Regions from separate parts of the Mus musculus genome. Here regions 1, 2, 3 and 5 are each linked to region 4. A link is a loop called in an ENCODE intact Hi-C map of the cell type or tissue named here. Cell type or tissue: left cerebral cortex. All regions are shown on one strand. Links, peaks and the distances in the headings refer to the core of each region. The heading gives the core; the rest is flanking DNA.

Region 1 (6,389 bases), core at 535-5,534, 120 kb before region 4:
TTTTTGGGGGGGGAGGGGTGAGTGGGGTCATAAGTTAAAAAAAAAAAATCATGTCCACCACTGCCATGCAATCTGCCATTCTGCGAAATTCCTCCCTATTTGGTGGAGAGTTCAGCTCCACAGTTTCTTGTCCTGTCCTACTTCAGGTTGTGCAGCCACCCGCTACCAGCAGGCTCCACTTTACACCAAAGTCTTCCACCTAGTTTCATCTTTAAAAGGACCAGGAGATTCCAAAAACAAGGTCCCAGCCTCTTCTTTCCTGATCTCTGGGACTCTTATTTTTGCTGGGGTGTCAGGTAAATGTCACCCCTACAGGAGCCTCACCTTTAAACCACTTGGAGTCGTGCTTTACTGTGCGCAGTGTGGGCCGGTCCCCAAGGCTGCGGTAGATAACAGCGTCGATGGCTAGGAAGTCAGTCACCGTGGCTGTGAAGAGCATCCCATCTGGACATTGCGGGGTAGGGTGTGAGGCAAGCAGATTGGGATTAGACTGGGAAGGCCGAGAGAGAAGCCAGGCATCGTAGCACAAGCCCGAATCCCGGCACTCAAGAGGCAAAGGTGGTGGATCTCTGTGAGTTTGAGGCTAGCCTGGTCTACAGAGTGAGTTCCTGGACAGTTAGGGCTACACAGAGAAACCCTGTCTCAGAAAATCATAACAACAGCAACAATAAGAGAAGGTCCAGACGACAACGACGACAACAACAACAACAACCACAACAATCATAATAGAAAGACCAGAGGGGGTAGGAGCAAAAATTAGAACCTCAGCCTAGTGAGGACTGTCGAGAAGCTGAGCCTGGATCCTATCCTGATCCTACAACTGAATGAGCCTGAATCCCAGGCTGAGTCCTCATACAGGATGAGACTAAATCCAGTTGAACCTTGATCCCAGGCTAAATTTCTTCCTCCAGCTCAGACTAGCCACCATCCTGACCCTGACCCTGACCAGGTCCTCTTAGATTCTGCCCATTTCCCAGATGCCTCTGAGTGACCAGAATTTTAGAAATGGAAACTAGCTCTCTTGGGAGTGGACATGTCAACAGCAGAGACCACTCACCTGAGAAGAGGGCGACATTGGCATGTTTGGGGTCATAGGGGCAGCGGGCCATACCGCTGATGCTGTCACCAAGAAGCTGCAGTGTGTCCATCTGCAGGGAGGACAGAATCTAAGCAATACATCTCCTCACTCTGCCTGGCAGCTCCGGGGTTCCCCAGTCCGCCACTCCAGCCAGAACCCTAGCTTCACATTGCATTGCTGTGTGATTCTGGCCAGGCAATTAACCTTTCTGGACCTCAGTTTCATGGTCTGTGAAATGGGCCCAAGTCTATTGTCGTCAGTCCCGCAAGAGATGTGGGACAAGCCTGGCAAACCTAGCACAGGGATGTGCATGGCTGGGAGGAGACTCTGGGGACATGGAGGGTGAGGTAGATCCCTGGGTCTTGGAAGGAAGGGCTGAGACTCACACTGTAATTGGCGCAGATGGGATTGAACGCATTGGAGCCGCACACGAACAGCGTGGACTCATCGCGAAGCAGGAGCACCTTGACAAAGTTCCGACACTCACCCTGGGGTGGGGAAGAAGAAAGGAAGTGCAGAGGGCGTTGCCTGGCCCCTAGGCTTGTGGCTCAGGCTGAGAGCTCAGGCAAAGCAGACCCAAGGCTATTCCCGTGGGATGAAGGAGGTTGGGTGTGGCCTGGGGAGATTGGGTGTGGCAACTGAGGCACCTGTCCTTGAACACAACAATAACGGCTTGGAGCTCCTCCTCTGAGGTGGGAAGAATCACCCCAAGGCTGCAGAGAAGTCTAAGGCCCAGCTAGGAACATGGCTAGGGAGGGTAGGATAGGGATAGGTGACAAGGACAGGTCCCTCTAACCTCTTGCTTGCCCTTCATTCGACACACATCGATGTCACTGGGGTTGGAGCGCCAGGTCAGCTTCTACCAAAAAAAAAAAAGTGTGGTGAGGGGAGTGTAGCCCTCATCATCCTTCAGATCCCTCCTCCCAGCCAAGTCCACCCTGGATTCCACCTCCCCTTGAAGAGCTCCGCCCCACCCCCACCTGCACCTCCACCCCCATATGGTCCTTCTTCCTCACCCTCTGATATCGCAGCTCCGTGGAAGTGGATGGCTCCAGTTCTACTTGGTACAGGTTATCTCTGCAGGAGAGCATGGTGCGTGAGATTGGGGGGATGGGGGGACCCTACCACCTTCGTCCAATCACAGTGTCCATCTGGCACCCAATCACTCCTGGTCTGCATTGTGATTTCTGCCTTTGAAATCTATCCCACACCCACCCCTTTCTCAGTCTGCATGTTGTCACCATGTCTAGCCTTTAACTTCACAGCTTAGATACAGCCAGGCCTCAGCACGGACCCAGCCTTGAGAAACCGCCAGCAGGGGGCGCATGTGAGCACTGAGTCACTTCTATGGGTTCAAGACCAAGTTCTCTTTTGGCTTCCCCTCCATCACTCTGTCTAGACGCCCAGTAAATTGTGCCCTAGACATTGTCCCTAACAGTTATGCATGCATCACGCAGCATCCAACACCCTTAAAACTCAGGCCTAAGCCGGGGAGTGGTGGCACATGCCTTTAATCCCAGCACTCAGGAGTAGAGGCAGGGGGATCTCTGTGAGTTCCAGGACAGCAAGAACTACACAGAGAAATTCTACCTCAAACAAACAAACAAACGCCACCCAACAGTACCTTTAAAACTCAGTGCTCAATAGCCTTAAAACAGCGTTGAATAACCTGGAAACTCAGCATTCAGCACTATGGGGTCACACTTTCCAGCCAAGGCCCATCATGGACCCCTCAAGTGTGCTATTCTGGGGCCCCCCAACATTTGCATACCTGTCCCCAATGAACAGTGTCCTGTTAACACGTAGCACTCTCTGGATGTTGAGGTCCTCAGCACCCTCCGCAGCGGTCAGACGACCAGGCCCGCTGCCCACGAACACGGGATAGTGGCTCAAGTCTAAGGGAGGGAGTGGAAGGAGGGTTCATTTGGAAACAAGATCCTGTGTACCAGAGACCCTGACACACCCCTGCCCATCTCTCCCCAGACTCACAGTCCCTGGGAGCCACGCTGAGTGGAGGTGGTTCTTCTGGGAAAAGGCCATAGGTGACCCCCAGGAGCAACAGCAGGAAAAACGACAGGGCCGGGCGTGGAGGGGGCACTCGCGGGGTCCACATGGTGAGGACCGGATGACCACAGATGACACCTACAAGCCAGGAGGGCGGTGAGTTGAGCGGCCTGCAGTTTCATAATAAGCCGGTAGGGGGCACGCGAGTCCCTCCCTTCCTCCCTCCCAGAATAAAAATAACATTGATAATAATAACTACTCTCAGACGTTGTTTAATTAACAAGCGACTTTAAGACCACATGTGAGTAAAATTCTCAGGAAATAGCTGCAACTGAAAATGCATTAGGTAATTAAAAATTAATCACGAGAATTACAATAATGGATATTATCTTAAAACATGCGTTTAAAAATCCAATCTCAAAAAGCATTTTTTAAAAAACCCTTCAAATGAAAACGCGAAAAGCCTTAGAACCTGGCGTTGTGGCATAGGCCTGTCATCCCAGTCTTGGAGAGGCTGAGGCAGGAGCATCACTAGTTCCAGGACAGCTTGGTCTGCATAGCAAGACCCCACGATAAAACCAAATGGCCACAAAATTAGAACCAATACACAAAGAGGGACCGTATTTCCAATTCAAAGGCAGAAGAAAACATAGCAGAATTAAAAGCCCTTGGCATTTTATACACCACATCATTAGCAATGGGAGTCGTAGAATATCGCAGTGTGCAGGGGCCTTAGTGTCGCTGGTGGGTTTGACTTCCTGTCCCCTTGGACGACTTCCTTCTGCTCTCATTCATAAGTGAGGAATCCTGAGGTGTGTGAAAACATGCAGGACCCAGCCCTCCAAACCTAGGGGCCCCAGGGCAGGGCAGCGTCTCCCTACCAGAAAGGAGTACAGTCCAATTCGAGACACCCCACGTGGGTTTCTCAGAAGCTTCGTCAATCTCCAACAAACTCTGGGCCTCAGTTTCCCCATCCAGGCAGCAGAGATGTCTCCCAGCCTACCCCTGACCTTGTGTCTTGGAGATCAGAAGCCACAGTGGGTGGGGATGATGGAGGGAATATCAGCCCCAGGCTAACATCAGCCCCTGTTCTAACGGTCAGGGCCAAAAAACAGGAAGACCTTGCACGGCTTCCTCTGCCTGACCCTGGCTTCCAGGATTTGTGACTCAGAGTACGTGTGTTCTGGGACATGAGCCTACTTCCTTCTGAGCTTCCTAAGCTGGCTCCTCCCCTGTGCTGTCCCCCTGTACCCGCCCCATGACACCAGATTCCAGGAGGCTGACCTCTGCACTGCGGCCATCCTAACCCCATGCTACAGTCCCCAGACCCTCATTGGGGATTCTAGGCAGGGTTCCACTCCAGACCACGCCCCCAGCCCATCACGGGGGGGGGGGCGCGGGGGAGGGGGGATTCTAGGTCGGGCTCCACTCCTGTCCACGGTCCCAGTCCATCACTGGGGGGACTTGAGGGGAAGGGAGCGGCTCAACCCACAAGCCACGCCCCCAACTCTTTGACTTTTCTTCCGGGGACAAGGTCCAGACTCTAGCTCCAGACTCAGCCACCACAGGAGCTGCTTTGAGGAACTCTGGGTTCAACGAGAGCCTCTGCCCCTCCCACAAATAAAGTAGAATAATAAATATAGAATGTTTTGAGACAAAATCTTACTATGTAAATCAGGCTAACCTCAACCTTCCTGAGATCCACCCCTGAGCCCTGAATCACCTCCTGCTGGCACTCCATCCTCCATGATCGCTTGATCCTCAGCCATGCCCCCACCCCTCCTGGCTATGGCGCGCTGAGTCTTCAAGCGTCACCATCGAACTCGGGGTTCTAACCCGTCTCAGACACGCTGCAGCATCCCTGCATGCCAAAGCCCTTCCATGGCACCGCACTGGACGCCTCCGTCACGCCCCCTCCCTGTCACACTGCCTAACTTCCTCGCAGCCTAACCCCCCACAGCCGCAGGTTCACACCACAGGTGTGACACATTTTCGACTCCACCACAAAGTTCTCCAGCACACAGCAAATGGAAGTAAAACCGTGGGCTTCTCTCCTCCATCAACTCCCAGGCTGGCTCCGCCGCCATGTCCTCCCTGCCCTCACACTGTGGACACGAGGGGGCGCCTGCGAGCGCCGCGTCCGCTCTTTGCCCTCAGCCCTGCCATTCTACCCCAGCCTCCCTCCTCCCTTTCGGTCCTTTGCCTCCCTCCCTAATCTTTCCACAGCACTCTGCCCCGCCCCAGGGCCTTTGCACAAGCTTGATGCTCTGGGGGGCAGCAAGCAGGCGTCCGTGGCTCTCCTAGGGCCAGGTAGACCTTTGGTGCTCAATAATCGCTTGTTGTATGTGAATAAATGATCAACACTTAGCATTGAGCCCTACCCACCTCAGTGTCCTCCAGTCCTCTGCCACACACCCACTGTCTACTCACCCAGGCCAATCCCTCCCCGAGAGTCCCCAGAAAGTCAGACCACCTACATGCTCCCAAGTGTGTGTTCCACCCCAGGCAAATGTCCCAGCTGTGAGAGGGCCACCCACACCTGTGTTGACACCTGTCTCAGGGTGTACCCCCAGCATCTGCCTGCGAACCCCGCTCCACCACAAGTGGCTTCCAGAGACTCAGGAGACAGCCCAATTCATTGGCTGTGTGGGGAAACCGAGGCCCAGGACGTGGGATGGAACAGCAGTACCTACGGTTCTCATGCAAACCCTAACAGCTCTGCGACTGACCTGTGACTGCAAATGGCCACTTCCTACGCACTGCGTGCCAGGTTCCTGTGATAACTGTAAATGTCCCCAATGTCAAAACCATCCCCTGAGAGGCAGAACACCCCTAGTTGATAGTTATTCTACAATCTTCTTTAGCCACTCAGCGCCCCAAGGGCCAGGGCAGACCTCAACCGGATCCTCAGGCCTCTTTAGGCAAGTTCTGCTTTGAATCTGACTTCAGTCCTTCTTGCTTCATGGGGGCTGAGGTGCTGCGTAAGGGCTCCTCCTCACCATTCCACAGACACCAAGCAAATCACAGTCTTGCTTTCCATGGTCGTCCCCTCCCTCACCTGGCCTGTGACCCCAGGCCCAGATGCCACTACCCTGGGCTCCTTTGGGCTCTGCGGGAGGACACAGAGACCCTCTGCTGACTGTAATCCTCTGCTTCCTCCTCTACAGCGGAGTGCTCCCTGCAGGCCCACTGCCCCAGGGTTCTGGCTGCGCTGCTGGTGTCCCCAGGGGGATCGAGTGACTGTGGGACAGCAGGGCCCCTGAGCTGGCCTGGTCTGGTTACCGGCTCTCCTTACAGCTCCCCTCCA
Region 2 (6,389 bases), core at 695-5,694, 130 kb before region 4:
TCCTTGATGCTGCCAAGAGACCATAGCTGCTCCTCTATGTCTGTCCTCAAGACCCCAGGAAGGTGGCTTTATATAGTCCCCACCCCAACTCTGCTCTGAGGCAAAGCAGGAAGAGCCCAGGGCCGGGTCAACATTGCTACATCCCTTCCTGGCAGTGACTGTGGCATCCTGCCCACCCTTTCCCAGACTTTCTGCAGCTTTTACTTCCTAGTTAAGGGTGAGGTGGGGATTGCTCTACCCAATGTCTCCTAGGCTGAGTCCTCTCCCACCAGGATCCAGGGACTGAGTTTGCAATAAGAGCAGGAACGTGGCTGCTCTTTGAGCAGGTGACAGGAAATGTGTTGGAAAAAAAAAAATCTCTGGTCTTGAACACCTGATGTGTTGTTTGCTTTTTATGCTCAAGTAGCTTTCCTACTGAACAAGGAGCAATGCCTGGCTCTGATTGTAAAGTCTTCCACAAGGAACCAAGCAGGTCTGGCTTAGGTTCTCTGGGACTCAGTTTCCCTGCCTGCACAGCTGAACTTGATTGTCAAGAGATTCTTTGGTGATTCCATCTACCTGAAGTGCAGTAGGTGCATATGTCTGTTGTGAAGACACACCTCACATGTCATCTCATTATAGCACAGGGTTGGAGTATGGAGGCTGGAGAATCACTTCGACTTTGACATCAGACTGGGCTACATACTGAGACTGTCCAACAACAAAACCCACAACAGCAAAATGCATTTCAAGGCTATGAATTTGCCTTTGAGGACACCTTTGGCTGTATCTATGTGTGATGTGCACACACACTTGCACAGGCTACAGGTTGATTCTGGGTGTCTTCCTCAATGGTTCTCCACATTGTCTACTGAGGCAGGACCTCTCATTAACTGGGCTAGGCTGACTTGCAAGAGGTCAGGGACCTTCCTGTGTCTGCTTCCCAAGTGCTAAAATTACAGGCATGTACCATTACACCTGGCCTTTTCTGTGAGTACTAAGGGATTCAAACTCAGGTCTTCTTGCTTGCACAGGAAGTGTTTCCCCTGCAATCAGCTAGTTCCTCCTTGTTGTCATCTCATCTTAAAGTTTTCCAGGTTGTCACCCCTTGACATGACCTCTCCTCTCAGTCTGGGATTCTAAGAGGCCAATCCCCCATTTGCCTGTGAGTGACTAAGAGCAGGATTTCCTTCCCAAGTATTTCCAATCACCCCCAACAAACAGCTGACCCAGAGTCAAGGGGGCCGGTGGATGTAAACAGAGTTTTATTGATGGGGATAGGGCTGGAGAGGGTCCTGGACTCAGCTGGCCACGTGGCATGCATGGTCAGCTGGTGGTCGAAGGGGATGTCACAAGTGGGGACGGGTGGCATGGGCCTCTCTGACCACCCCAGGGCTGTATTTACAGGGGCGTCTGCCCACCTCCACCCTCCCAAAACCCCCACAAGCCCTTTAGAAGCAGGTTCCCCCATCTCCCAGCCTGGACCCCCAGGTCCCCTCTGCAGGAGCAGGATTTGAACTCCAAACCGGCACCTTGAAGGCCCCATCCCCTGGGCTTCTTTTCAGAAGGCCCAACATTGGCTCAGCCAATGCCAGGGTCTCTGAGGGCGCCACCACCCACATTCTGAGTCGCACACACGCACACCCACGGCGGCCCTGTCTCACACGCATACGCACACACACACGCACACATACTTCTGTCCTGGGCCCTTGCACACAAACAGGCCATGCACACGGACACACACCCACACACGCAGGGACCCAGGAGCAGGGAGGGGGTCCCTTCTACGGAGGATGTGTTGAGGCGGGAAGGCTCATGTCTGCAGCTGCCTCCCCTCACCCCACGTCCTCAACCCCCACCCCGGCCGCCACCCCAAGTAAGAATGGGGCTGTGCAATTTCTTAGAAAAAAAAAAAAACTCAAAATAAACAAAAATCAAAGTCTATGCGCAGGTAAAAGGTCAGCCTCCTCCCGCCCACCCCGGGGCTTCGTGTCCTGCATCCTCCGGGATGGAGGGGGTTCTTGTGCTTCCCTGTGGCGAGGGGATCCCCACGCGCGTGGGTGAGGAACAAACGCGCCCCACTCGGCGCCAGTAGGGCTCGGTGACCTGGGCTGGCGCCCGGGTCGCTGTGGTTGGCACCGTCGAGGCATCCGCCTGGCCTAGGGTACCGGGGGTGCAGTCCGCTCGCCCGTCCCGCAGGGCAGCAAGTGTGTAGAGTCCGCGGGTGGGTGGCGGCGAGGACGATGACCCCCGGGCCGAGCCTCGCCGCTGTTGAATGTGTGTGTGCGCCGTAGGGCGGCTGTGGGGGGCCCGTGGGGACCCGGCCTCCGCAGGCTGCTGGTTGCAGGTGGGCTCCATGGCCCGGGCAGGCCGTCGCCCACCGAAGGGTCCAAGGGGCCCGTGGGTGCGGACACCACCCGCCGGCGGTCCGGGCTGGCGTGGGGCGTGAGCGGGAAGTCGCCTGGGTGAGAGGCCCGGCAGGATCTGGGGGCGCAGAGGCGAGATTCCGGGCCCGGCTCGGCTGGCACCTGGGGCTGCTCAGAGGCGCGGGCGGGCGCCAGTAGGAGCAAGGAGGTGGAGGCTGAGGCCGACAGCAGCGCGTGGCTGTGGTCCCAGGCTCGAGACCCCAGGGCGTGGGCGTGTGGGTGTGGCGTGGGCAGGCGTTTCTGGGGTAGAGGCGTCTGCTCTGGGGTGGGCAGCAGCCCCGTGTCCAGGTCGTGAGGGCCACCATGCAGCAGCGCTGCCTTTGTCCAGCCATTCTGCATAAGCGGGGCCAGCAGGGCCTCCGGGGGACCTCCGGGACCGCCGCCGGCTCCTCCACGACCCCCGGGCCCGGTCCCCCTGCGCTCGCCTAGTCGGCTCACGCTCAGAACTGCCTCGCTGCCGCCGTGCGCCAGAATGGCCTCCTTGTCCTTGCGCCGGGCCAGCTCCCGCCGCTCGCGGAGACCCACGAACCAGCCTACACTGAAGCCGGACACCACGGCACCCACCACGAACGCTGCCACCGAGGACGTCACTAGCAGGTTCACCGACACCAGCCCTGCGCGGTCATCTGAGAGGCTGGCGCGCAAGAGTCCTGGGGACAGATGGGGAGAAAGTGGCAGTGCGATTTCCGCCTTGGAAACCAGTCTGAAAGTCTGCTAGATAGGCACTGAGCCAGGCTCTATTCTAGGCGGGGTTCCGTCCATGATACGCCTCATGCCTCTCACAAGGGAATTCTAGGCAAGGACTCTATGCCATGACCCTTTTGCGTGTTTTTTTTTTTTTTTTTTTTTTTTTTTTCTATTAGGTGGATCTCATTTTCACCCTTCCTTGCAGCAGCCACCAGAGGGCGACCGTGAGCACTGGGTGAGCTCAGCTTTCCATGGCTTCCATCTAACTAAGGAAGTCTCCCTCCATCCCCAGGATTGAGTGTCCACCCTCTATCTCCAGGACTGAGTGTCTCTGGCTTGTGTCACACAGCACACAGAGGATTCCCTTTCTCAGCTTACCAGTGCAGTCACCTAAGCCAGAGGTGCTGGCCCCGGACACATCTTGCTCAAACGTGGCACTGGGGTGGGAAGAAGGGGACAGAAGTAGACTCAACACAGAGGTCTCTATACCCAGACTGGCACAGAGAAGGGAACACAGACCATGGGTTGTTAGATAAGCCCCACGTGCCCCCAGCTCTCATACCTAGTTCCTGGTCTGAGGAAGATGCAGGAGCCATCAGGGGCCCACCCGCAGTATGGATCCTGGCTGCCAATACAGTTCCTAGGACAGAACACAGCTGCTCAGGGGACCTGGGCCATGTAGCTTCTAGACACCACAGCTGTGGCCGACTCAGAGTGAGTCTTGAAGGCCCAGAATACTTTCTCTCCGATTTTTACACAAGAAAATGGATGCTCGCTGGGCAGTGGTGGCGCATGCTTGTAATCCCAGCACTTGGGAGGCAGAGGCAGGTAGATTTTTGAGTTTGAGGCCAGCCTGGTCTACAAAGTGAGTTCCAGGACAGCCAGGGCTACACAGAGAAACCCTGTCTCGGAACACCCCCCCCCCCCAATAAAAACAAACAAACAAAAAGAGAAAGGAAGGAAGGAAGGAAGGAAGGAAGGAAGGAAGGAAGAAAAAAAAAGAGAAAATGGATGCTCAGTTCTGAAGCATTGCTACGAGGCTGGGCTGGGAGCCCACAGAGTCCATCCTTCCTGAAGCAGCCTCCCAGCCTCCCCATTGCTCCTCCAATACAGGCTGCATCCTGCCCCAGGGCCTTTGCATAGCTGTGACTTCTGCCTTCAATTACCTCCAGTGAATCAAAGCTTTTCAACAACACGTGACAACAACTTGTTTCCTTTGTCCGTCCCCCCTCCCCTGTACCAGCCTTGTGGGATGCACTCACTTCATGCACCCCGAGTACAGCTGGCAACGGGCAACAGGAACACGAACCACACAGCGGGGGAAGGCTGCCAGCAGGCCCCCTGAGGCTGCATCCAGCTCCAGGCTGAGAAGTCGCTGCCCCCACTCACCAGCACTGCTGGGTCGTCCACACCTAGGCACACAGGGTGAAGTGAGGCTGGTGCGCCCAGCCTGCTGTTCAGCCAGCCACTCCCACCTCCCTGCTTATCCTCAGACCTGTCTGGCCGGTAGGTCTCAAACTCCTCCAAAAAGATGCTGGGCCCTGTGGTCCCTGAGACACTGGCGTTGGGCTTCACAAGAAATTTGAGGACTGTGCCAGCCTCGGAGCCAAGGAAGACTATTGTCTGATTGCCCCATGGACCCGCACCCACATCCACAGCCACTCGGGTCAGCTGGTGCCTGGAACACAAGATGGACTTGGAGGTCAGGTTAATCCTGAAGCCTCCTAGCCCAGGTATCACACATCCCTTGACCTGTGGGGTACAGAAGTAGCTACACAAGTACCCACCAACAGATATACACTGGTGTACATGACATGAAAAGGTCATGCTGTGTCTTGCCTCAGGCCCTTTGCAAGGGCTGTGGTCCCTGCTTCTTTGCAGGAGCTATCTTCGTCCAGCATATCCCACAGTAAATGAAGGCCCTTGGTTGAGACCCATTACCCCCCACCATGAAGTACTGGGATGCCCTCCTCCCCAGGACTGACCGCATCAGAGTTCTCACAATCCACGGCGAGTGACCCAGGGAAGGTACTGCCTCATCCATCAGTGGGTGGGTCTTTACAAAGTTGAGGATCTCGTCAGGGAGGGCACTGGACGCGTTGTACTGCATGCCAGGTGCCGCGCAGCACCCAGGCCTGGGGGAAGATGAGGAGCATCAGGGAGGATGCCAGGACCCCACAATGAGGCCCTGATTCTCTGGGGCATCTTGGGACCCGGTTTGAATGGCTCCCCACTCTTAGGGTTTCCATGATCTGACTCACTGTAGCCTCGGGACCTCTGTACTTTCTGATCTGATTTGCCTGGGCCTCACACAGGCCATGCCCTCTACTCCAGGGTCTTTGCCCACACTTGCCCTCTGCCCTCAACAAATGAAGAGCATTGACTGCCTGGCCCTTCATGATGGCTTCCTCGTGTCTTCCTTCACAAACTTGTGTCCCTCCATTGTCTCCTGACCCGACACTGAGCTGACCTCCCCCAAACCAGCTACTGTAAGGACCCTGTAAAGACAGAAGTCACTGTCACCTGGGCCGTGGCACTTGGTCTTCAGGCACTGGTGTCCAGATCGACTCAGGCGACTTCTGTTCCCGGAAGCGGCCTTCAAACACAGCAGCCACTTGGTTCATGTCAAAGGCGCAGACGGCTGAGCCGGGGATGCTGCGGAGGGGGTGAGGCAGTGCTGAGCTGGGTGGGGGTGGCACCATCTCTGGGTCTCCCTGCTCTTTCTCTCATCTGAGCAACACAAGCCACTCCACCTCCAGAACATCCCCAGGTTGGACCACTGTGCGACTGGCTTCCCTAGACCTCTGCCCTGGGTCTTTGCACGTTCTCAGTTCTCACTGAGTATTTAGTAAGTTCCTGAATATTTAGTGCCCAGAGGCCATGCTTGCTGATCCCCATTTGTCCATGGCTCCCTCATGCTCTCAGACCCAAGTCTAGGCCCTGTGCCACTGTGCAATCTTCCATAATTCTAACACATTCCTTGATCACATTGTCTCCCTCCACACCAGCCACATAGGCCTCCTTCCTCTGACTAGCACAGTCTTGGACCCTTCTCATGTACTATTCCCCCTTCCACACCCCAATGTCCCTCCTTCAGGAGCCTTTCCTGCCATGTCCTGTAGGGTGAGAGGACTCCAGTGTTTCTTTCATTCTTTGGCCCCAGATTGGCATAGAGGTCTCCTGGGACCAATGCTGCCCAACACAGGACAGCAAAGAATATTTGCCGACTAGTGTGTGAACACTGGGATTCTGGCCAACAAACACCCGCAGTGGGCCCCTGATGGCAAGGGCTGACCT
Region 3 (6,389 bases), core at 1,238-6,237, 71 kb before region 4:
GCTGCCATCCATCCTACTTGCTACTGGGCCCTCTTATAGCCATTTAATCTCTGGCACAGCCAAACCCTAAAACCTCTCACAGAATAAAGTAGAAAATGTCCATCCCCTGGATCATTCCCATTAAAGCACACACCGTGTGAAGTCCACAGTGCAGCCATGACTACCTTGCATCTAGAACATTCCATCAGTCCAAAAGGCAGCCCCATGCTGAGCCTTCCCTCAAGCCTCTCTCTGGCCCAGCGCATCCACTTTCTATCTCAGGGCTCCTGTCCTGGATACTTCATGTAATGGAATCCCACAGCGTGACTTGTGTCTCTGTCTCTCACTGAGTAGCATCCTTGAGGTCCCTCTAGACTTGGGTGGTGTCAGTGCCGCTCTCCTTGTAATAGAAATCGTCACTGTCACACTCTCCTTGAGCTCACTGGGAAACTGGTTCTGGAAGTGGGATCTCAAGGCACTCTCTCCATGGTCTTGGAGGGAGGGATGGCCCAGCCTGGTAATGGGCAGCAACGACAACTGCAGGCATAAGCCACTCCAGGAGCTAACTACAGACTGCTGGAGAGAGGTTCGGGGAACAGGTGCTGCTCGTCCTGGACAGTTTCATCTCAAGCTAGAGTCACAGGAGAGGAGGAGTCCTTAGTTGAGAAAACACCTCCATAAAATCAGACTTTCCACCAGCCTCCAGGACATTTTCTTAATTAGTGATCAGCCTAGCCCACTGTTGGTGGAGCCCTCTCTGAGCTGGTGGCTCTGGGTTCTCTAAGAGAGCAGCCTAAGCAAGCCATGAGGAGTAAGCCAGTAAGCAGCACCCTCATGGGCCTCTGCATCAGCTCCTGCCTCCAGGTTCCTGCCCTGCTTGAGTTCCTTCTATGATGCCAGTGATATGGAGGTGCAGCCTGAATCCACACCCTCCACCCAGCCTGCTTCGGTTATGGTGACTCATCACAGCAGTACTGAGTCTAAGTAGAATACCCAGGCTCAGTCCCCAGCACCCACAGGACAGCTCACAACCACTCAATAACCCAAGCTCCTCTAACATCAGAGAGCCAAACACACGCGCATACACCCACACATCCAACTACATACACGTGCTTAAAAACCCTGCCTAGAGGGGAGAGGATAGGCTGGGAGCTAGGTCCTAGGGGCTTGCCCATGGGCTCTCCAGCTGACTGCCATCTTGCTTCCTCAGATGGTTTCTTCTTATTCACTAACCAAGGATCGGCAGAGATGGCTCGGTGGTTATAGCACTGGCTGCTCTTGCAGAGGACCTGACTTTGATTCCCAGCAACCACATGGTGGCTCACAACTGTAACTCCAGTTCCAGGAGATCCGATGCCCACTTTGGGCCTCTGTGGTCACTGCATGCTGGTTTCTGCTCATTGAGTACTTAACTGAAGATGGTTTTGCTGTCTGTAGCCTCTCCATTTCTTTTCCTTACTTGCTATGTACATAATAAACTCATTCATTCGATGCCACGAGCAGGGCTGTTAACCCTCTCCATGCCATACGCAACGCTCTTGTTCACGGGTGTGTGATATTCCAACTGTTGAGGTGCTGTGTACCCCTGCCCATCCGTGGACACTAAGACACTTCCACTCATTGCTCCTATGGAAAGCTCTGCTCAGAACATGCATGTCCAAGGTTCTGGATACACCAGTATTTCCACTGAATGAACTAACTTGTGTGTGGGACAGGCAGCTAACCTCATAACAGTTCACCTCGATGCCCTGGGTGCTGCTGAGGTATCGGCCCTCTTGCCAGCTTACGGGCTGCCCTGAGGACTGTCCCAGGCTCTGGTGGCTCACTGATTACACATAGACTAAGAGTCAGGGATCAGCACTGTGGGCTGCTGATTCCATTAGGCGGAAGCCAAGGCAACTAGAAGTCCTTCAGGCTCAAGGGACTGGGACTTTAGAGCCTCGGGAGTCTGGCCACTTTCCCTTGACACCAGTCGTGTGACACCCTGAGGAACTTACCTCGTTGGTCCCTCCTTGGGAAGCGTAGGTGAATGTACATGTAAACTTGTTCTGTAGAAGGAGAAATAAAAGGAGGCTGAAGAGCAAAGATCTCAATACTCAGAACCAAGACCCTAGCATACTGGGCATGGTCCTGTATGCACATCATCTCTGGTATCCAGGAGGCTGACGCAGAACTGGGAACTGGGACATAAGCTAGCCTGGGTGACTTAGCAAGGTGCTGTCCCGATGTAAAACAGATCAAAAAGGACTGAGATATACATCAGCCCCTGCCCAGAAGGTCAAGGGTTGAGCCTGTCCAGAATCCAGCAGTGAGGGGTTGGGAGGGTGACTCAGGGGTGGAGTCCCACCTAGAATCCCCTAATGAGGAGCTAGGGATGTGGCTCAGGGGTGGAGCCCCTGCCTAGGGCGGGGCAGAACCCTGGCTCTGCCGATGTGAGACTCTAGGTTCCATCCCTCAGTACACCCTCCAGAGGCCACCAGATCTCTCTCCTCTCAGGAGCTCAGAACTTTGCTCAAATCACTGTGATTTCCTAGGAAGGTCAAATGGCCTTCAGCAATCATCCCTAGAACATCACCTATGAGGTCAGTACTCGGGGCTCCTGTTAGATACAAGCTTGTACTGCTTCCTGCCCACAACACAAACCTGCCAGAAAGCACAGGACTATAGTAATGGTCTCAAGAAATGGTCACTAGGGACACCGCTGTCCCAGAAGCCAAGCTGGGGCGGGCAGAGGCTAGGCTGACTGCTGGCTCGCTGAAAGGAGAGGTGATGGACTCGTGTAAGGCTTGGGGGGTGCTCCCGCTCTAGTCCGGGTTCAGTGAGTAACCCACGTGCGACCTGTATAGCCAGTCCCCTAGATCCGCTGCTCTTATCAACCAGTATTCCCTTTTCTACAATGAGATGGGCAAGGGGAAGTCGCCTTGCAGGTAGGGAGTGACTGACAGAAGACAGACGAGGCAGCCAGGTCCCTTCTTCAGGTAACCCTGCCTCTGCCACTCCACCCGGTCTCCAGGACCACCTGATCGGAAGTCCATAGGCATCGATTCCCGGGCAGGAGGCTTAGCACGTACCCCGGGTCCTACGTCCTGGGAGAACGAATGCACGACCCCTCCGGGCCTCACGTCAAATGGCACGGTGGTGGGCTCGGACACAGCGGCGGCCAATTTCAGCGCTGCGGCCGCCAGGACCACCGCAGTCCAGAAGCCTCCGCTGGGGGCTGCCATCTTGCTTCCGGGGCAATGCGCAGGCGCTCGCGAACGTGGAGTGACACGCGCGGGACACGTCAGCGCCGAACGGTGACAACGTCGCCCCGCCCGATTTGGCTGCCATGGTGGGGCGGGACTCGACTTGGCACGTGATGCACTACAGCGCCTCTGATTGACGCTCGCGGATGCCTGGAGGGCGACTTCGTCTTGGCGCTTGTTTGGGTTGGAGTTTGCAGGTAACTTTTGCCTCCCCCCCGGATATTTTTATATCTCACTTAAATGGGCTCCCGGACTCACTTCAGGACAACATGGGGGTTGACAGTGTTTAATTTTGTTAGATTATCCATTTGTTAATAAATATGGTTTATTTCACTTTTATTTGTCCTATTTTTTTGGTTTTGACGAGACAAGGTCCTGGAAATCTCTCCAGGCTAGCCGGGAACTCAGAGATCTGCCTGACTCTGCCACCTGAGTGCTGAGATTAAGGCGTAGGCCTCCACCACCACCTGTTGATTGTTTTTTGTTTTGTAACATATTTTACATATATGTGTGTGTGTGTGTGTGTGTGTGTGTGTGTGTGTGTGTGTGTGTGTGTGTGTATTAAGGTTTGTTTTTTGTGTTTTTTTTGGTGGGGGGTCTCTGTAGCCCTGGCTGTCCTGGAACTCACTCTGTAGACTAGGTTGGCCTCAAACTCAGAAATCCACCTCCCTCTGCCTCCCAAGTGCTGGGATTAAAGGTGTGCGACACCACTTCCCGGCATATTTTTCAAAAATATTTTATTGTGAGGGCTGCGGTGATGGCTCAGCAATTAAGAGCACTGGCTGTTCTATAGAGGACCAAGATTTGAAGCCCAGCACCCACATGGTGCTTTACAACTTTAACTCCATTTCCAAGAGATCCGATGTCTTCTTCTGGCCTCTGCAGGTACCAGGTATGCATGTGGTACACAGACAGACATGAAAATAATATAATAATAGCAATACTTTAAAAGTGAATTCTTCCGGTTTTGCAGCTTCCTATAGGTCACAGGTGTTGCTATGCTGTTACCGGACCTAGAGCATGCCTGGCCAGCCCTCTGCTGCTGAATAATTTTCCCATCTTTCCACTGGCCAGCGAGATGGAATAGTGAGTAAAGGGCTTGCAGCCATGACTTCAGCCCTGGTCACTAGATGGTGGTAGAACTGACTCCTAAAAGCTGTTCTCACTACATGTGAATTGGGGCAAGCAGCCTTGCACAACAGAAAATAAGTATCTTAAAATTAGACTCTACGGCTAAGTGATCCTCTATCTAGTTACAAGTACCTCATTTCCTCTCAAATGGCTGCTGATGCCACCTTAGCCTGCCCCATCCCAGTCCTCCTGTAGTCCCTGAGCGGTGCACCACAAAAGCCATCAGAGTAGTGGCGGGGTCCTCCTTTCCACCCCAGCCTATGGGCTGCTGCAGTAAAGTGTCCCACAAGTGCTGTCAAAAGTGGCAGCACCAGTGACATCTCAGCCTGCAGCCCTCACAGGAGCTGTCCACAGTGGCTCATCTCCTCCCCAGCCTACCCCACCCCCAGCAGTCCCACAGAGATGTCGCTTCAGCAAAAGCTGGCTGCAGCCAGAAAGGACTTTCCACCCTTAGCCATGGGCCTGATGCAGGGAAAGGGGGTGGGAAAAAAAAAAGCCACCAATCGCTGAGCAGGAAAACCCACTAGTCCCTTGAGATTCCCATTAAAAAAAAAAAAAAAAAAAAAAGCCCACCAATCACTGAGCCTCCCCTGAGCTCAGCACTGGAAATTCCACCAATCCTCAACCTGGACATCTCTGCCCCTCTCAGAAATCCAAGCACTGCCCCCTCGGCCCAATTCCCAGCTGTCTGCTCCTGGGAGACAAAGGGCAGCTGTCCCTGAACTCCTCAATAAATTTCTTTCATGATATTTTCTGCCTGGTGTGACTCTCTCCTCAGAAGCCAAGAAGAAAAGAGGCAATGAAAAAGCAGAGATGGGGCGAGGCCCCTGAGTGCCACAGCTCAGCGGGGGAATACCTTCTTCCCCGAAGAGCCCCATTACCTCTGCTGAGGAGGCTTCCTCTCAGAGCTATGTGGTTCCTGGGCCCGAGTGTCCCAGAATGCCCTTCCGCAGGGACACTGTCCCACTTCAGAGCTATGTTGTCCCTGGGCTTCCATCCAAGCACTCACACCGCCCGCTTGCTCTCTTGGTCACTTCCCATCCTCTTCTTTCACTGTCAGTTGATCTTTTCTAGTATTTCCTCCGTGTGGAGGTCAGAGGGCAGCTTGTAGGGCCAGTTTTCTCTAGCCCAGATGGGTTGTCAGGCTTGGCAGCAAGCGTTTTAACTTGCTGAGCCACCTCATGAGCCCCACTTCTGTTTCCTACACGCCTTTGGAATAAGAAGGAATGGGCTATTTCACTAACCACAGAGGCCATCTGTGTGCTTCTCAGGGCTGGGACAGAACCCGGCAGGAAAGAGCGGCTTACCCACGTGAGATTTCTTACAAGGAAGTTTTTAATCTTTAATAATTGTTTTCTATAATATTATTGATTTTTAAGGCAGTGTTCTCTGTGTGGCCCTGGCTGTCATGAAATTCTCTGTAGACAAAGCTGGTCTCGAACTCACAGAGAGATACCTGGTTCTGCCTCCCAAGTGCTGGGCTGCAGCCCACCTGAGCACTGTACCCACCCCATCCTCCCATCACCTGTCCCCAGTCCCCACCTGACACCCCAAGGGCCCACAGAGCCCCCTGCAGTCCCTCTGTCCTCCAGCCAACACCACTTGAGAAGGAGCCTCACTGCGGCACCACTTTCATTTGGAATTGTTTAATGAGTCTACATACCACATAATTATAAAAGAATAAGAATTGACAAAAATATTTTCTTTCCATAATATGTAGAGGTGGTTTGGTTTTTTTGTTTGTTTTTTTCTTTTTCTTTTTTACTTCTTTATGCCAGAACTCTCGTAGGAGGGAGTGGGGAAGGGCTATATATAACCCTGAGGTCAGGACAGGTCCTACTCCCGACCCTGACACCCCTAGGTGCTAAGTGAGGAGGATCCGGGCAGCAGACAGGCAGGGCAGAGGTGCCCAGACAGGGGCTTGGCAGCTCCACATAGTCTGGGCGTTGGGAGAGCGTGGGGTCCCCAGACGCCCAGTGCTGTACCTTCAGTTTCATTGCTCGGTACCGCTTACTTCCTGTCTTTTAAATAATT
Region 4 (6,389 bases), core at 564-5,563:
TCCTCTATGGAATAAAGGCAGAGAATGTATCTGCAGTCCTGGTGCTACAATCTTTAACCCCAGCATTCTGGAGGCAGAAGCAGGTGGCTCTCTGTGAGTTAACAGCCATCCAGGGCTACATAGTGACATCCTGTCTAAAACAAAAAGAAGAAGAAGAAAAACAAAAGTGAAGGGGGGAGGTATATCAGTCCAGATTCAACGTAGTTTTTGGGGGTTGGGGATCAAGACAGGGTTTCTCGTGTATCCCTGGATGTCCTAGAATTTACTCTGTAAGCCATGCTGGCCCCGAAGCCCTCTCACAAACCCAGACACAATTTTAAAATTTGAGACAGTCTTGCTGTATCCCAGGCTAAGCTGCTCATCATGTTCCAGCCTCATCCCTCCCATGCACCCCATTGATGGGATGACAGGTGTGCAGAACCATGGCAAGATGGACACAGTCTAAAAAAAAAAAAAACATTTAGGAGCTGGAGAGATGGCTCAGTGATTAAGAGCACTAGTTGTTCTTCCAGAGGTCCTGAGTTCAATTCCCAGCAACCACATGGTGGCTCACAACCATCTGTAATGAGATCTGATGCCTACTTCTGGTATGTCTGAAGACAGCTACATTGTACTCATAAAAATAAACACATCTTTAGAAAAAAGAAAAGATCCGGGCAGTGGTGGTGCACGCCTTTAATCCCAGCACTTGGGAGGCAGAGGCAGGCGGATTTCTGAGTTCAGGCCAGCCTGGTCTACAGAGTGAGTTTCAGGACAGCCAGGGCAATACAGAAGAACCCTGTCTCAAAAAAAACAAGAACAAAAAACAAAAAAACAAAAAAAAACAAAAAACAAAAAAAAAAAAGAAAGAAAAAGAAAAAAGAAAGAAAAGAAAAAGAAAACATCTAAATGCAAAAGTGTTTAAATCCAGCTGTATTTGAAGGAGCCAAGAGGCCACTGACTGGGACCTGTGGGGCTCTCAGCACTGGGATCTTTCCCTAGAGAAGAAGGGGCCCAGGATCTGTGTGCACAGAGAACACAAGGGAATGATGGATGAATTAGAGGCTAGCTTGAGCTGTATAGTGAGATCCAAGACTGATTCCTAGGACCCACAGACACACATGGTAGAAAGAGAAAGTGGATTTTTCCCAAGCTGCCCTCTGACTCCAGCATGCACACACACGCACATGCATATGCATATGCATATGCAAACTTGGAAGCAATATAAGAAAGAACCTTTAGAGGACCAGGCAAGGTGCTCATTAAGAAATCATGGCTGGGGGTGGGGGTATGGGGGACTTTTGGGATAGCTTTGGAAATGTAAATGAGGAAAATACCTAATAAAAAATATATTTAAAAGAAAAAAGAAATCATGGCTAACTGTGACTCTGAGTGGCTGTGGGAATGCACCTGCCATGGATGGCAGAGACTGGATGCTGAGCCCAGACTTGTCTCTGTGCTCTAAATTTGATTGAGAGAGCTTACTTTAATAACTAAGGTGGAAGAGGGATGGGCAGAGCCCTAACAACCTCTGGCCTTGCATGCAAGTACATGTGTGTGCTCACAGACGAAGATGTGTTTTAAAATGGCATATTCCAGGGTAGAAGAGATGGATGAGCACTTAGAGCCTGTTCTGCTCTTGAGGATGATAAACTTTAGCTTCAGCACCCACATGGCGGCTTAACCCTCTGTAATTCCACTTCCAGGGAACTTGATGCCCACCCCCCTTTGGCCTATAAAGGTACCTGCACTGACACCCATATAAATAAAAATAAAATCTTTTTTTACGATTACATAATGTGTCCAGGTGGCTCAGTGGAGAGCACATGCCAAGCATCGGCAGAGGCCCTGGGGTCCATCTTCAACACCAGGAGAACCGCTCAGTGTTGAAGCCGTTGGTCTGTGATTGACCGGGAAGATATGAATTGCATATTGGTGTACCGTTCCATGGGCCTCCCCACTTTCCTCCTGGAGCCTGGTCCTGGCTGCCGCCGCCCAGCTTCTAAGCTCCTTTCCTCCCCAAACCCCATCAGCAACTGTTTAGAGAATGAGCAGGTCCTCCCAGCCTGGGCTTGGCAACTCTGGGATCTGTGCTACCACCTTTTCTACTTTCTGGGTGCTTAAGAACATACGTATTAAAATATTAAGGGTCTGGAGAGATGGCTCAGCGGTTAAGAGCACCGACTGCTCTTCCAAAGGTCCTGAGTTCAAATCCCAGCCACCACATGGTGGCTCACAACCATTCGTAACAAGATCTGACGCCCTCTTCTGGAGTGTCTGAAGGCAGCTACAGTGTATTACATATAATAAATAAATAAATCTTTAAAAATATTAAATATATACACATGTATATGTGTACATAAACCAATATAAATAAACAATAATAAATATATAGTTGTTTTTTTTTTGAGACAGTTTCTCTGTGTAGCCCTGGCTTTCCTGAAACTCACTCTCTAGACCAGGCTGGCCTCGAACTCAGAGATCCAACTGCCTCTGCCTCCTGGGTTTTGGGATTAAAGGCATGCACCTGTGCCACCACAGCCTGGAGATATGCACCTAGTGGGAGAGCCCTGGTGAAGCTCTAATTGTCTGAGTCTCTTGCATGGCTAGTGCGTGCCAGAGGCTCAGCTGTGGCTCTACATGAGAGTTGCTGGTCAGGGGTTCCGAGGTGGCTTATGGCTATTCACACGCAGTGGGGTGCCAGGGGCAAGCAGCCTGTGCAAGACAAGCAAATGTCAGAAGCTGAAGAGGAGCTATGCAGAGCAGAGACAGGCTGAGGTATGGATAGACACAAGGTGCAGACAGGAGCTGGAGTGGCCACCAGCACAGCCCCCCCCCCCCCCAGTCTCCTTGGAGCTGACTCACTGCAGGCCTGAGGGAGTACAGAAAGACAAATCATATTGAAAACAAAGAAAAACAACTAGTGAGGTGGTTAGGCAAGCAAAGGTGCTTGCTGCCAAATCTGATGACCTGAGTTTGAGCCCCAGGACGCACACACGGTGGAAGAGGATGACTCCCAAGGGTTGTCCTCAGATCTCTGTGCCTGTGCTGCGGTGTGTGTGTGCACACACAATAATACAAATTTAAACTACATTTATTTTTCTTATTCTCTGTGTGTGTCCATGTGCTACAGAACATGTATGGATGTCAGAGGACAGCCCTTGGGAATCAGTTTTCATCTTCCATCACGAGGGTCCCGGGAATTGACATCAACCGGAGCTACATGAAATCCTACCTCAAACTGATCTTTAAAAAGACCTTGAGGAACTGGAGCAGTGGTTCAGCTGTGACTCTCAACCATAGGGATGCGCACACCACCAGTAACTCCAGCGGCAAAGATCCCGACGCCCTCTGCTGGCCTTGGCGGATGGAGGGAAAGCATGTGGCCTTTAAATTTTTTATTTATTTAATTTTATTTTATGTGCATTAGTGTAAGATCCCTTGAACTGGAATTACAGACCAGTTGGGAGCTACCATGTGGGTGCTGGGAATTGAACCAGAGTCCTTTGGATAAGTAGTCAGTGCTCTTGACCACTGAGCCATCTCTCTAGCCCCGCATGTGGCTCCTTAAAAAAAGAAGAAAGAAAGAAAAAGAAAAGCTAACGTGAAAATCGAGACTGCCTAACATTTCTGCAAATAGCTAAAGGCGAGTTGGGGTGCGCTGCCAGCTCAAGATCTTACACTCGGCGCGCGCCCCCTGCTGGTCAGCAAGCCTTTCGTAGAAGCCCTTCGCCTTCCACCTCGCTCCGGATTGGCTGGGAGTTGCCTTTGTTGCCCGCTGGGAAATGTAGTCCGCAAAGGAGGCGGAGGCCCATTCATTTCCTGCCTGCGCGACCTCGAAAACCGGAAGTACAGCACCACGCTACCCTGGGTCGTCCGCAAGGGCCGCCGAGCCTTGCCCGATACGAAGGGAGGCTTTTTATTTACATTTCGTCTCGCGGGTGCCCCACGGCGCTGTGGGAAGCGAATTCCTTTTTCCCCCACTTCATGTTTTCCTGTGGATTCTGACATGAATGACAGAATGCACATTATCACCTGGCCAAGCTGCTCAGAGCCCCTCAAAACATGGTGTATTTCCATGATGGGAACTGTAGTCTTTCAATGGTACCTCGCCCAGTATTCTTCGAGCTAAAGCTCGGACTTCTTGCCCTGTCTAGAGTCTGTGTCAGTGACAGTAACCGGAAGTATGTCATCAAATACTCAGGGTCACATACAACTTTATAGACTTGCATGGTAGGAATTGAAAACTGAGACCCTTTTGAGAGACGTCCTTTTGGGAACTGAGTGAGAACATGCTGCCGGCAATCTCCGCCTTAGAGTCAATACCAGGAAGTATGTCACCACATTTCCCAAGGATCGCACTAACCATTGGCCTTGCTTGGCGGAAATTGCCGTCCTGTCACCGGTTCCCCCCTATCCCTTTCGGGAAATGTAGTTTTTTCGCTTTTCTGATTCCAGTATCATTCGGCGGGCGATCGCTCATAGGACTCCATTTCCCAGCATGCCTGTGCACACTCTGTCCTCGCCCCTTCGCGGCGGCCATTTTATTCCTCCCGGAGACCCGCTAAGATGACAGCCCGGGAGAAGGTGAAGGTTGTCTCTGGCGACCGGCGGCCCGGCTAGATCCAGCAGCGAGGCTTCCAGCATGGATCTGCACACAGCGGTGTACAATGCGGCGCACGACGGCAAGCTGCCGCTGCTGCAGAAGCTGCTGGCCGGCCGTGGGCGTGAGGAGCTGGAGGAGCTGCTGGGTGAGGTGGCCGGCGGTGGCACGCCACTGCTAATCGCAGCGCGCCGTGGACACCTAGACGTGGTGGAGTATCTGGTGGACCACTGCGGCGCCAGCGTGGAGGCGAGCGGCTCCGTGCACTTCGATGGCGAGACCATCGAGGGCGCGCCGCCGCTCTGGGCAGCGTCGGCCGCGGGTCACCTGGCCGTGGTGCGTAGCCTTCTGCGCCGAGGCGCCTCGGTCAACCGCACCACGCGCACCAACTCCACGCCGCTGCGCGCCGCCTGCTTCGACGGCCACCTGGACGTGGTACGCTACCTGGTGGGCGAGCACAAGGCGGACCTGGAGGTGGCCAATCGCCACGGCCACACGTGCCTTATGATCTCCTGCTACAAGGGCCACCGCGAGATCGCGCGCTACCTGCTGGAGCGCGGCGCACAGGTGAACCGGCGCAGCGCCAAGGGCAACACCGCCCTGCACGACTGTGCAGAATCTGGCAGCCTGGAGATCCTACAGCTGCTGCTGGGCTGCCACGCGCGCATGGAGCGCGACGGCTATGGCATGACCCCGCTGCTGGCCGCCAGCGTCACCGGGCACACCAACATCGTGGAGTACCTCATCCAGGAACAGCCGGGCCACGAGCAGCTCTCAGGGACAGAGCTTCCCGGGGAAGGCTCCTCCCAGGTGGCAGGAAACCACTGCTCCACCCCAGAAGAAGCAGAACCGTATGAGAGCTGCTGCCCTACCAGCCGGGAAGCAGCTGTGGAAGCTTTGGAGCTGCTGGGTGCCACCTACGTGGATAAGAAAAGGGATCTGCTTGGAGCCCTGAAGCACTGGAGAAGGGCGATGGAACTCCGTCACCAGGGTGGAGGCTACCTCCCTAAGCCGGAGCCCCAGCAACTGGTTCTGGCCTATGACTATTCCAGGGAGGTGACTACACCCCAAGAGTTGGAAGCCCTCATTACAGATCCTGATGAAATGCGGATGCAGGCGCTGCTGATACGGGAGAGAATCTTGGGCCCCTCACATCCTGACACTTCATACTACATACGGTACCGGGGTGCTGTCTATGCGGACTCCGGGAATTTCGAGCGCTGTATCCGTCTGTGGAAGTATGCCTTGGACATGCAACAAAACAACTTGGAGCCCCTGAGCCCCATGACCGCCAGCAGCTTCCTGTCGTTTGCAGAGCTCTTCTCCTACGTGCTGCAGGACCGCTCGGCCAAGGGCAACCTGGGCATGCAGCTTGGCTTTGCCGACCTCATGGGTGTGCTCAGCAAAGGGGTTCGGGAAGTGGAGCGGGCTCTGCAGTTGCCCAAGGAACCGGGTGACTCCGCACAGTTCACCAAAGCCATTGCCATCATCCTCCACCTTCTGTACCTATTGGAGAAGGTGGAGTGCACCCCCAGCCAGGAACACCTCAAGCACCAGACAGTCTACCGCCTGCTCAAGTGTGCCCCTCGCGGTAAAAACGGCTTCACCCCACTACACATGGCGGTGGACAAGGAGACCACCAACGTGGGCCGGTATCGTGTGGGCGTCTTCCCATCGCTGCAGGTGGTCAAGGTGCTGTTGGACTGCGGAGCAGACCCTGACAGCAGGGATTTCGACAACAACACCCCACTGCACATCGCTGCCCAGAATAATTGCCCGGCCATCATGGATGCTCTCATCGAAGCTG
Region 5 (5,000 bases), core at 1-5,000, 54 kb before region 4:
GCCGGGTGGGTCAGGGTGCAGGCACTCCTTCCTCCCTCCCTACCGCAGCCTCCTATGCGACTGAGGCTCTCTCACCTTCTGTAGGGCTGAGGGGTTCCGTCCAGTCATAGTCCTTGGTTTTAAGTTCCACTGTGACCCTGTACAGGTGGCAGAAGCCAGTCTTGCATTCGTTGGCACGAAGGAAACAAAAGTCCTGCTGGCCCTCAGCCTGAGGAAACGGGTGGAAGATGTCGTGGACCTGTGGGGACAGATGATCGGGTCAGAGGACTCTGCAGCTGGCCAAGCCCCTGAGCCCGGCCCAGTGTCACACTGGGGATCTGGCTCTGGGGACAGTGGGGCATCCTGGCACTCCTGCTTACGTTGATCCAGACATTGGTGACTTCTTCATAGATGACAAAGGGCTGCACATTCTTGGGGACGGCTCTGGCAGCTGCCTGCCGCTGGGCCTCACTCTCAACGGCCGGGATGAAGAGAGCAGGGGGCAGGAGGACAAGCTGAAGCCGTTGCTGGGGACGGTCCAGGAACATGGCCCAGGCACTGGAAGAACAAGAGAGGAGGCATCATGAGGCCTCAGTTGCTGGTAGGGGACACAGGGGCCAGCCTTGCTGGAGTCAGCCCATGACCAACCAGGGTAGGGTACATGATCTCTGGACAGATTAAATGAAACTCTAGTGAAAACAATCCACATGACTTAGGTTTGGGACAGCATTTTCAAATGGTACAGATGGGTTTTTGGTTTTTTGTTTTGTTTTGTTTTTTTTTTTTTTTTAAAGGTAGGGTCTTTTATGGCTGAGGATGGCTTTGAACTCTTGACCTTCCTTGCCTCCACTTCAGTGTTGAAATGACAGTTGCATGCCATCATGCCCAACATTAACAAGATGGACAATATTCTAATATTCTATTCTATTCTAATATTCTTTTGCCCTGGCTGTCCTAGAACTCACTCTGTAGGTCAGGCTGTCATCAAACTCAGAAATCTGCCTGCCTCTGCCTCCCAAGTCCTGAGATTAAAGGTGTGTGCCACCACTGCCCGGCTTATTCTAATATTCTATTCTATTCTATTCTATTCTATTCTATTCTATTCTATTCTATTCTATTCTATTCTATTCTATTCCATTCCATTCCATTCCATTCCATTCCATTCCATTCCATTCCATTCCATTCCATTCCATTCCATTCCATTCCATTCTATTCTGGTGCTGGGCATGATCACGGGGGTCTCATGTAAAGCTACACCACAGCTCTGCACCCAGGCCTTTTAAATTTTTTATTTTGAAACAGTTTTGACATGGCTGTGCACCTGTCATCCCAAGAGTAGGGAGGTAGAGGCAAAAGGGGTTATCCTTGACTTCAAAGCAAGTTCTAGGTCAGCCTGGGCTACACAGCAAGAGGAAAGATGAGGAGGAAGTGGTGAAGAAGGCTGTTTGTCTCTGCATTCTGTCCCAACTGTGGAGCACTGGGGACCCCAAGGGCTTCATCCTGTCTGGGCCTAGTGTTTTCTTCTACCCTGGACCACCCTCATGACTCTGGTCAGACTGACCTGACCCCTGAGTCTCCCGCTTTGTCTCCTGCTGGCTAGGGCTGGAGGGGACCCTGAGGGGAAAGTCATGGCTGCACGGCACTGAGTTCCACGCTGGTGGGGCCCCAAGTAGCCTGCAGATGCTTGCCCATTCCCAAGAAACTCACTATTTGCCGTCCCGTGTCCAGCCAGCCCGGGCGATGTACTCCACTTTGGGGAAAAGGGAGCTGAATGGCTGTACCAGTTCCTTCTCGCAGCTTGACACGATCTAGAGAAACAAGGCCATGTCACACACATCACCACAGCCTCACTGATCTCCAACCAACTGATGGTTCGATGCACAGCACAGTGTCTAACGGGTTGGGAATGCCAGTTTCAGGAGCTCTAACGCCCTCTTCTGGCCCTCATGAGCACTGCATGTACATGGTGCATGCATAAGTGGACAATCATACACTAAAATAAATAGCCAGGTGTGGTGTCTCATGCTTTTAATCTCAGCACTGAGGAGGCAGAGGCAGGTCCAACTCTGTGAGTTTGAGGCCAGCCTGGTCTACATAGTGAGTTCTAAGACTCAAAGAAAGACCTTGTCCCAAAATAAATAAATAAATCAATCAAAATAAATGAATCTAGGAAGGAAGGAAGGAAGGAAGGAAGGAAGGAAGGAAGGAAGGAAGGAAGGAAGCAGGCAGACAGGAAAACAGGCAGGCAGCTTTCTGAAGTATAATAGGTAAGGTGGAAGTCACACTGGATTGGGGATCCTAATCTAACAAGTCATATCATACAAGAGAGAGATGCAATGAGACAGACAGACACATATTCATTCTTTCTCTCTCTCTCTCTCTCTCTTTCTCTCTCTCCCCCTCCCTCCCAACCTCCCTCCCTCCCTCCCTCCCTCCCTCGCTCTCTCCACTAGAACCTCAGGACAGGTGGTCACCTGAGCTGTTGGGACAGACCCTGTTCAGCCCTCGGAGGGGGACAGCCCTACCAACATGCATCTGTATGACTGCAGACAGCATCTCTGTAGCTCTCTGCTGTAGTGACAGCTCCTTGCGGGGAGGGTGGGGGAGGGGCGGGGGACAACAACAATGATACCCCAACAGCACATGGCATTCCCTGACACACACACACACATACACACACACACACACGGTTTTAGAAGCACCTATTTCTGCCCTGAGTCACCCCTGGAGAGTCAAGGGGTCTAGGGCAAGCTGAGCAAGCAGATGACAGGGGAGAAAGGCAGGCAGGGTCATAGTGGCAACCCTGGCAAGGTCACCTGCCCACAACTGCTCAGGAGCCTGTGTGTGGAGAAGGCTTGGGTGTAGCTCAGGATGGGGCAGTGACTGAGCTCTTACTGCACAAGCAGGCCCAAGTTCAGTTTCCAGCACCCACAGCGTAGCCCATGTCTGCCTGTAACTCCAGTCCAATGGCTCCGACGCCCTCTCCTGGCCTCTATGGGCACTACACTCATAGATACATTTTTAAAAAAGGAAAAAAAAAGTCTTTGAACTCCCCTGCTGCCCTCCTCCCCACCCCACCCCCCCCCAAAAAAAAACCACTTGATAGTGATCCCCACATCACTGGTAATGCTGGAATGTTCTGAAGATTATACAAAGGTCTTGGTGAGTGAGGGCCTAATATGCATAAAGGAAAAAGTGCAAATAACAATGGTATGGAGTCCACGTTATCAAAGGTTTTGCAAAAGCTTGCTAGGGAGTCAGTGAGAGGATCCTGGCACCAAGCTTGATGACCTGAGTCCCCAGGTCTCGTCTGACTGTGAGAACCCACGAGGTGTAGGGAGAAAGCTGACCCCCACAGGCTGTCCTCTGACCTTCACCCGCGGTATATTAACCCAATAACTAAATCCCTGGGGGGCCACACTCCTGCAGCTGCACAAAATGCCTGCCTGGTGTCCCCAAAAACAAGCACCACACAGCCTCGGGCCCAGGAGCTGCCTCAGTGACTTTCAGTGTCATACATCCTTGGTGACCTGAGGGGTTTGCACTTCGGAATGCTGTCAACAGCTCTCACCGGGCTTGGGGAAGGTGAGTCAGAGTAGCGGATGGGCCTACAGAGGCAGGTGGATGCCCTCACCAGAGACCTCCTTTTGGGGCCACGCTGCCCTTGCTGCTTGGCACATACTCTGAGTTGCAAGGCCTTACTTACTCAGTGCCTCTAAGTGGGCAACGCAAAGGAGGAGGACAGAGAAGGATCCAGAACACCGCCCTGCCCAACAGGAGGAGACCTGGAGCCTGGCTTATGTCAGCCCAGTGTTCTGAGCTGACACACTCATGAGTCACTGTGGCCACCATAGGAAACAGATGAGGCCAGTTAGTTGCACCTCGCACATGTCCCAGAGAGTAGGCTAGCTGCGCCCGGCCCCCGTCATTCCTTGTGCAAGCTCTCCCATACACTGGGCTCTTACTTTGCCCTGATGGTCCGTCTGGAGCTCAGCCAGCTTCAGGGCAATCTTGGGGTTCTTGCTGCCTGTGGAGGGGAGGGGAGAAGGCCAGGTGATTGCCAGGCTGTCACTTACGGAGGCTGCCCTGGCCAGGGACAGTGTAACTGCACCTGTGTGGGGAAGTGGCACGGCTCCTCTTGGGCAGGGATAATCTGACCCAGGGCCTGGACCACATTCCTAACAGGGGATATAAGGTGTGTTACTTTGTCACCTGGGGGCACAGGCCAGGTCATGACAAGAGCTGGAACAGGAACAAAATGCAACATATAAGGAAAACGGCCCTGTCCCTGCCTCTGTGCAGCTAAGGAGGTGGGGACAGGAACAGGACACATCAGTACACTCAGCCAGGCCAGGCCCTTGGGAGGCAGTGGCCACAGACTGGGACAGTCCACACTTCTAAGAGGTGGGGTGTGGCTATAAACAAATCCTGGGAGTTATCTGGAAGACAGCTCAGGGCCCAGCACAGGGTACCACGGGACACCCGACTCTTACCTTCCACATTTGTTAAGCATGGGCTAAATGTGGATCATTCCCACAGATGTCCTATAGACAGCCTAGGTCCTACAAGAGGGTCTTGGGAGGCTCATTGTGTGTCCGCAATGGCAGTCTGGTATTTTTATTTGTTTTTTAGAGATAAGGTCTCAAGCAGCCCAGGCTGGCCTGGAACTTTCTACAAAGCTGAGACTGACCTTCAGCTCCTGATCTTCTGGGCTCCTGTGGCAGTGACAGGAGTGAGTGCCCCTTACCACACCGAGTTTGTGGTGCTGTGCATGGAGCCTGGGGCTCTGCACACCAAGCCTTAGTCCAAGGTCAGTGACTCCCATAGGTTATCTATCAGGCAGGAAGCCTGAGGTTGAACCAGGCTGGCAGGGGCTACTGCTCCCTCAAGGCTTCTAACAAAGAAACAGGGCTCAGCCAAGAGAGCCAGTCCCTTTCAATCCCACCACTTGTTTTTTGTTTTGACAGGTGTTCAGTACGCAGCCTAGGCTGGCCTGAACTCATAAGCCTCCTCCCTCAGCC

Evidence for each region. Peaks named below come from ENCODE experiments on the same cell type or tissue, not always from the same donor. Only the 100,000 strongest peaks of a DNase experiment are listed, where the experiment ranks them.
Region 1: a loop joins it to region 4, with 9 times the contacts of the local background. A loop is called at or near these places in 27 of 42 quality-filtered maps.
Region 2: a loop joins it to region 4, with 4 times the contacts of the local background. A loop is called at or near these places in 27 of 42 quality-filtered maps.
Region 3: it touches region 4 in a loop (2.8-fold over the local background); 12 of 42 quality-filtered maps call a loop at or near these places.
Region 5: it touches region 4 in a loop (3-fold over the local background); 25 of 42 quality-filtered maps call a loop at or near these places.

The regions. Positions count from the first base shown.
Region 1 is chr17:56,129,649-56,136,037 of GRCm38, forward strand. Sema6b (sema domain, transmembrane domain (TM), and cytoplasmic domain, (semaphorin) 6B) reads right to left here. Exons shown (of 17, transcript NM_001130456.1): 2 at 3,068-3,220; 3 at 2,850-2,973; 4 at 2,095-2,155; 5 at 1,875-1,937; 6 at 1,465-1,566; 7 at 1,058-1,148; 8 at 325-444. The coding sequence starts at 3,191. Among named protein-coding and RNA genes, the nearest start is that of Sema6b, 7.5 kb to the right of the region's middle. In left cerebral cortex, for the core only: CTCF peaks have their summits at 2,393 (motif pointing right), 3,270 (motif pointing right) and 5,194 (motif pointing right); DNase peaks (open chromatin) are centred at 2,404, 3,252, 5,038 and 5,139; H3K4me3 peaks cover 1,780 bases; H3K27ac peaks cover 1,945 bases.
Region 2 is chr17:56,121,863-56,128,251 of GRCm38, forward strand. Sema6b (sema domain, transmembrane domain (TM), and cytoplasmic domain, (semaphorin) 6B) reads right to left here. Exons shown (of 17, transcript NM_001130456.1): 10 at 6,388-6,389; 11 at 5,616-5,747; 12 at 5,078-5,227; 13 at 4,588-4,770; 14 at 4,355-4,504; 15 at 3,655-3,732; 16 at 3,471-3,529; 17 at 1,223-3,055. The coding sequence ends at 2,139. It overlaps Lrg1 (leucine-rich alpha-2-glycoprotein 1), which reads right to left and starts at 84. Exons shown (of 2, transcript NM_029796.2): 1 at 1-84. The coding sequence starts at 24. In left cerebral cortex, for the core only: a CTCF peak has its summit at 3,320 (motif pointing right); a DNase peak (open chromatin) is centred at 3,363.
Region 3 is chr17:56,180,689-56,187,077 of GRCm38, forward strand. It overlaps Mydgf (myeloid derived growth factor), which reads right to left and starts at 3,232. Exons shown (of 6, transcript NM_080837.2): 1 at 3,051-3,232; 2 at 1,977-2,027. The coding sequence starts at 3,203. Dpp9 (dipeptidylpeptidase 9) reads right to left here. Exons shown (of 21, transcript NM_172624.3): 21 at 5,994-6,389. It also overlaps a transcript of Tnfaip8l1 not described here. In left cerebral cortex, for the core only: a CTCF peak has its summit at 3,179; DNase peaks (open chromatin) are centred at 3,272, 4,829, 5,032 and 5,307; H3K4me3 peaks cover 1,440 bases; H3K27ac peaks cover 2,136 bases.
Region 4 is chr17:56,252,285-56,258,673 of GRCm38, forward strand. It overlaps Fem1a (fem 1 homolog a), which reads left to right and starts at 4,509. Exons shown (of 1, transcript NM_010192.4): 1 at 4,509-6,389. The coding sequence starts at 4,625. In left cerebral cortex, for the core only: CTCF peaks have their summits at 3,685 (motif pointing left) and 3,885; DNase peaks (open chromatin) are centred at 3,341, 3,737, 4,038, 4,411 and 2 more places; H3K4me3 peaks cover 2,204 bases; H3K27ac peaks cover 2,738 bases.
Region 5 is chr17:56,198,897-56,203,896 of GRCm38, forward strand. It overlaps Dpp9 (dipeptidylpeptidase 9), which reads right to left. Exons shown (of 21, transcript NM_172624.3): 9 at 3,945-4,006; 10 at 1,687-1,787; 11 at 360-537; 12 at 76-238. Among named protein-coding and RNA genes, the nearest start is that of Mydgf, 17 kb to the left of the region's middle. In left cerebral cortex, for the core only: CTCF peaks have their summits at 1,918 (motif pointing left) and 2,952 (motif pointing left); a DNase peak (open chromatin) is centred at 4,983.